Linked DNA regions of Mus musculus: region 2 is linked to region 1. Evidence: chromatin loops called from intact Hi-C (ENCODE). Cell type or tissue: heart. All regions are shown on one strand. Each heading gives the region's core, and the rest is flanking DNA. Links, peaks and the distances in the headings are about the cores only.

Region 1 (2,913 bases), core at 251-2,750:
CCTCCCTGGCTGCTGGCTGAATCCTGCTTCATTTTGCCCTGGAGTTTGAGTGTGGGGCTAGAAATATCAGGCTTAGCCTGAGTGCAAGGACTCGCTCCATTCCTGCTTCTTCTAGATCCTTTGTCTGTTGAGAGTGGTGGTGTTAATAACGGTGGGAACTTTTGCTTGTTGTTGAAGAAGCAGACATCCTCTGCCCTCCATACCTCAGAAGATCAAGAAGTCAGCTCGATCTGACTCATAAGAATATTTCATGATCTGAGGCTTCAAAGAGGTCTTGGAACTCAGGAGTTTTCTTCTGAGACATCAAAAGTTTGTAGTCTGATGGGGCAAGGTGTGCTTCCCAGTGGAGGAATCCCAGACATTGTAACAAAAGTTGTTAAAAATAGGGCTGGGAGCTGGAATTGTTGTTCACACCTTTAATCCTAGCACGTGGGGGCTGAAGGCAGAGGGGGATAGATGTGGATCTCTGTGAGCCTTCTTCAGAGCAATTTCCAGACCAGCCAGGGCTACATAGTGAGTGAGGCCCTATCTCAAACAAAAACAAACCAAAACCCAGACTAAAGCCAAACAAAACAAAAAACAAGGAGGGGGTATGTAGTTCAGGTGATAAGAGTGTCCACCTCTAATGTCCAAGGTCATTGCTTCAAAGCCTAGCATCCCATTAATCGTACACGGTAATGCACAAGCGTAATTCCTGAATTGGAGAAGTAGAGGCAGAAATACTAGAAGTTTGAGATCATTTTCAACCATGTAGTGAGTTCAAGGCCTGTCTAGTCTGCATAAAATCCTGTATCAAAGAAGGAGGAGGAGGAGGAGGAGGAGGAGGAGGAGGAAGAGGAGGAGGAGGAGACAGTGGGCCTGCAGGCTGTCATTTGCCTATTCCATTTCCATATTACAGGCACGTTATTTCTAAACATTAATTTATTACTTCACCTGCTGTTTTGTTTTTATGCCCCCTTAAACTTTGCATCTAACACAAGTGCCTTTCTTGATCCCCATTTGGTCCCAGCTCTGAGACACTTCTTTAAAAAATGTTATTTTAAGCCAGGCAGTGGTGGCGCATACCTCTAATTCCAGCACTCGGGAGACAGAGGCAGGCAAATTTCTGAGTTCAAGGCCAGCCTGGTCTACAGAGTGAATTCCAGGTCAGCCAGGGCTACACAGAGAAACCCTGTCTTGAAAAACCAAAAAAAAAAAAAAAAAAATGTTTTTTAAATTTACTCTTTGAGAATTTCCTTTCTCCCCTTCCACTCCTTCCATGCTCCTGCCCACAAAGAAGTCGCTCTCCCACTTTTATGACTCCCTTTTCTCCTTCTTTTTCTTCTTTTCTCCTTTCACTAACCTACTGAGTCCAGTTAGTATAATCTGTCTGTACATGGGGATACACGTAAGCAACCAATCAGGGGCCCCAGCCCTGAAGGAGACCGATCCTCCCTTACCCCCGCCACCCTCGACTGCCAGTGACTCTGAGCTAAGGATGTGTGGATGGTTATATGCATGGGAGCCAGAAGACAACTCTGCAAGTTGGTTCTCTCCTTCCACTGTGGGTTCCCGGGAGCCAACTCAGGTCTTCGGGCTGGCACGACGAATACCTGTACCTGTGGCGCCGGCTCCAGCGTCAGCTGGGTAGTTATTCTAAGCTTTATGAAAACTTTTAACGCGTTTGGCTAGAGTGTTGCTCTTTCCTCAGAATGAATGAAAGTGAGAATGAGGAAGAGTCCCTGGATCCCAAGCAAGCTGTTAGGGACAGGAGTGACACGATTCCTCAGTGCTGATCCTTCCACCCTGAGGGACCTGTTTCTGGAAATATCTCCCAAATCTAGCCGTTTTACGTTCAGCAGGAGATCTGTAATCCACAGTTACTCCGGGCCATGTGGATAGACCTCTGTACAGCAGGACCCGTGTGGCTGGATTCACTGCACAGCTGATTAAATATTTGAGCTACTCATTTTACAATGTGACTTCACTAAGTGCCTGCCTACCTATCCCACCAAAGCCATTGGTGATTAGATGGCTCAGAAATGGCCCCAGAATGCAACGACACATCCTTTCTTAGCTCAAAATAGAAAACTCAGCAAAGCTCCCCGGAGGGCTGTAAATAGAGCTGTCAGGGGTATGTGATGAGTCAGCCAGAAACAAGGCCATGTCTGAGGGAGTCCTTCGCGGCTGCTCAAATGTCCCCATTGACACACGGTCATAAAGAATCGGTTCGAAGGTGTGTTCTGGTGGTAAAACTAAATGAATGCAGCCAAGGTTGGGCTTCACATTTATGTTAGGCTCTTAGAGAACAATCATTTCCTTTTGAGTTCTATGTGGCTGCCCAACTTCCTCTGACGTCACTGACTGAGGCTCACTTCCTTCTAAACACATTAAAAAAACACCTAATGACTTGAAATTTTCCACACATATGGGATTTATTCAGTTATAATTAATTAAAAATAATAACTAGCTGGGAACTTGCTTTGCAGCTTAAGATCGCCTCGAATGTCTGATTCTTTCACCTTCACCCCCCCCCCCAGCACTGACATTACAGGTGTGCACCACCCCTCTCAGCTGTATGTGATGCTGGAGTCAGACCCAGGTTTTTATGTACGTCAGGTGAATGCTCTATCAACCGAGCTACTGGAAAGGAGCCACGCGGAATAGGAAATGTCAGGGTTCACTGCATGTTAAGGATCAGGGAATAGTATTGGTAACTTTTAGCTTAGCTTCTTCTTCTTTTGTGTGTGTCCATGTTCATGCATATCTGTTGTGTGGGTGCTCATGCTTGCATGTGTGTGCATATGTGTGTACAGGCCAGAGGTCGACATCAGGTGTCTTCCTCAATTCTTTCATTTTTCAGATGGTGTCTCTCACTGAACTTGGAGCTCACTAATTGGCTGACCTGACTGGGGAGGAAGGAAGCCCTCCGGG
Region 2 (2,913 bases), core at 231-2,730, 87 kb before region 1:
ACGTGTCATTAGTAACGCCCACCACCTTCCAGGTGTTCTGTCCCTCTGGTCTGGATGGAGTGGGAATGGTGGCAGCACAGGGAACGGGTGCGTCTGCTTCCTGCTTTTCGGGTGAGCTCACAGACTCTTGCACAGCAAAGCTTGGTGGCTGCATACTCCTTCTGTCACTGCCTTGGCATCCCCACACCTCCTGCCCTGATGGTGCCCATGTTCCACACTTTCTCTCACAGAATGTACCCAGGCTTATCTGTTCCTCTAAACTTTTGGGTCTTGTGTGATAATAGGCAGTGAGCTATATAAAAGTTATCTTAAAGTTTAAAAAAACAAAATAGTATGAATATGTAAAGTATTAAAAAAAAAAAAAAACCATGGTAGGGGACATCCCTCACACAAGCCAGTGTGATTGCATTTCTAAGGCACCTGCTTTCCTTCCCGAGGCTAGGGAGCAGGGTACTCAGAGACCAATAGCACCAAGGATTTCCATAAGAGCCTCTATGTTTCCAATAGAGTGTGTGTGTGTGTGTGTGTGTGTGCGCGTGCTCGTGCATGCACTTATACATACACACCTTCCATAGCTTACCACAGGTAATGCAGTTCTGAAAGCACAGGTAAGGGCTCTTCTAACTCAGCCACTGACTGCATAGGTTGGCGTGGGATGGAAACAGGCCTGCTCCCAGAACTGGGGTAGGGGACGTTGCAAGGGAACAATGTTTTCTCCAGCAGCCTTTCTTGGATCAGTCCCCTGCCTCCTGCACAATGGAACTTCCCGGGTAAAGAACACACTCCATCATTGAACACACATACCAAAGGAGCCAGAGACTTGGTGTCCAAAGCGCTTTTCTCTTTCACACAGTTTATTTACTGTGTGTGTGTGGGGGGGGATGCTGGGGGCGGGGGGGGGGGCTGGGTGTGCTTTACCCATTCCCTTAGAGAACTGTACAGTATAGGTGTGGAGGGGCTCTGGAAGAAAACCACGAGGTCAAGCCCTGATTTTACAGATAAGGTGGCTGAAGGGCATTGAAGTGAAGGGGCCTTCGAAGAGATTGGCATTTGGCCAGTGTCTAACGATAGCCATTGTGCTGTGCCTGCCTTCCACCTGAGCACATGAACTTTAAACAGTGGGCACTTGTCTCAGGTTCTCATTATCAACCCAATTGCACGCAGCCTGTCCCACCACTAGAGGGCACTCACGCCCCTTATGAAGCTTTATACTCACTCTAGCAGAGGATTTCTGTTGATGAAATCAACGGTTCAGATCCCAAGTTCTCGTGCTAAACCTTCTCATGTCTTGGGTTTTTGCTTTCTGAAGAAAGCTAATCTCTCTACTCAGCTCCTACACACATCTGACTGTATACAACGTCGGAGGTTTTACAGATCACAATACAGCCCAGTAGTATCTACATAGTATGGCTTCAGAGTCCCAAATCTAAAGTTAGCTGGCAACAAAGCTGTGGGCTGGGTCTGAGCTGGACCATGAAGATGACTTTTTTCTCTGTGTTTGGAGATGACAGTGTCTACCCTGGGTGATAAAACCAGAGTGGGGTGACTGGGACCTGTCTGTTAGAAAGCCAGAAGCGTACTGTACACCTCCTTTCCCATGCCTTCCACCCTTGTGATATAAACAAAACGCATAGCCACCGGGGAGACAGAGAACCACGGCAGGGAGGGGGATATCTTCCCCACAAGGGGATTTCCTGGGTTCTCTAAGGTGTCTGAGATCAACAGCTCCACCACTTATATCAAGAGTTGGTAACGGTCACCAGGCTACTGTGATGCGTTGGCTGTGCTTGACCCCTTCAGGAGGATTTGCTCATGCGTGGTTTTCTTACCGAGAGAGAACCCGCCTGATGACTCACAGCAAGGCGCAGCAGCCTTCCTGCTCTGTCTCCTGGCACCTCATCTCCCTGCTTCATTTTTCTTCATGGCCCTTTCCACCATCTATCCCAGATAGGTAAACCTTCTCTCTCCAGGGCCCAGATAGGTAAACCTTCTCTCTTCAGGGTCAGGCAGCAAATATTTTGGGTTTCATAAGTCAGAGGGTTCCTTGGTCCACTGCTCAGAATCCCCAAACAACCTAATGAAAATGCATGTGTAAGACTGTCTTCCAATAAAACTTTACGGAGAAACTGAAAAAAAGCAGTAGAAGCATCCGTATTGGCAGCAGGGATGTTAGTGTCAGCTACTAAACATGGGCAAGGAGTGCGGGTGCAAGCTAGACAAGTCAAAGGGACCTGGACAATAAGACTCTTCCTGCTGCAGACTCTTCCTGCTGGGACCGCTTTACTCTCGGGGACCATGTAGTTATTAGGGAGCTACTCCAAACTTGCCCATGAGAAAACAAACAGAAGATCAAAATGTTTAGGAGACCATTTCGCTCTTCCTGCAAAGTGGCAAAACCTGAAGGAAAAGAGACCTTTGTCCTAAGCCTAGCACTTTACCAACCAATGCACATACTGCGCCCCCGCCCCCCGACCTGTTGTGACCAGAGTAAATGGAAAGCTAACCTTTTTATTTATTTATTTATTTATTTATTTATTTATTTTCTGGTGCTGACCTCTTTGAGCTTTAGGAAAACTTTTTAAAGAGCAAAATCAAGAAGAGTATGAAAGAAAACAAGGCGGCCCAAGCTTGTCCCTCTCTTCTGGGCTCCTTAGAGAGCTTAGGATATAAAGACATGTTGACTCCAACAGGCTGAGGAAGCTCTCATCTTTTTCAGCCACCCCTGGGGAGACGGCAAAGACTTAGATCCACACTCATAAGTGCATCATTCTGGAGTTAATCCCAGGCAATGGTGTCACACAATTATTAGAATGTCCCTATGTTGGCACCAAGAAGAATTTTGAGAGGAAAACAAAACAAAACAAAACAAAAAAACCAAACCCCAGAACATTAGTACTAGATTCCAAAGGACCA

What was found. Hi-C counts contacts between places; a loop is a spot of excess contacts. Peaks named below come from ENCODE experiments on the same cell type or tissue, not always from the same donor. Only the 100,000 strongest peaks of a DNase experiment are listed, where the experiment ranks them.
Region 2: a loop joins it to region 1, with 7 times the contacts of the local background. A loop is called at or near these places in 12 of 42 quality-filtered maps.

The regions. Positions count from the first base shown.
Region 1 is chr9:67,797,341-67,800,253 of GRCm38, forward strand. No RefSeq gene overlaps it. Among named protein-coding and RNA genes, the nearest start is that of C2cd4a, 34 kb to the right of the region's middle. In heart, for the core only: no CTCF peak of the experiment used is centred there; no DNase peak of the experiment used is centred there; H3K4me3 peaks cover 317 bases; H3K27ac peaks cover 1,128 bases.
Region 2 is chr9:67,710,559-67,713,471 of GRCm38, forward strand. No RefSeq gene overlaps it. Among named protein-coding and RNA genes, the nearest start is that of Mir7241, 16 kb to the right of the region's middle. In heart, for the core only: a CTCF peak has its summit at 1,175 (motif pointing right); no DNase peak of the experiment used is centred there; H3K27me3 peaks cover 597 bases.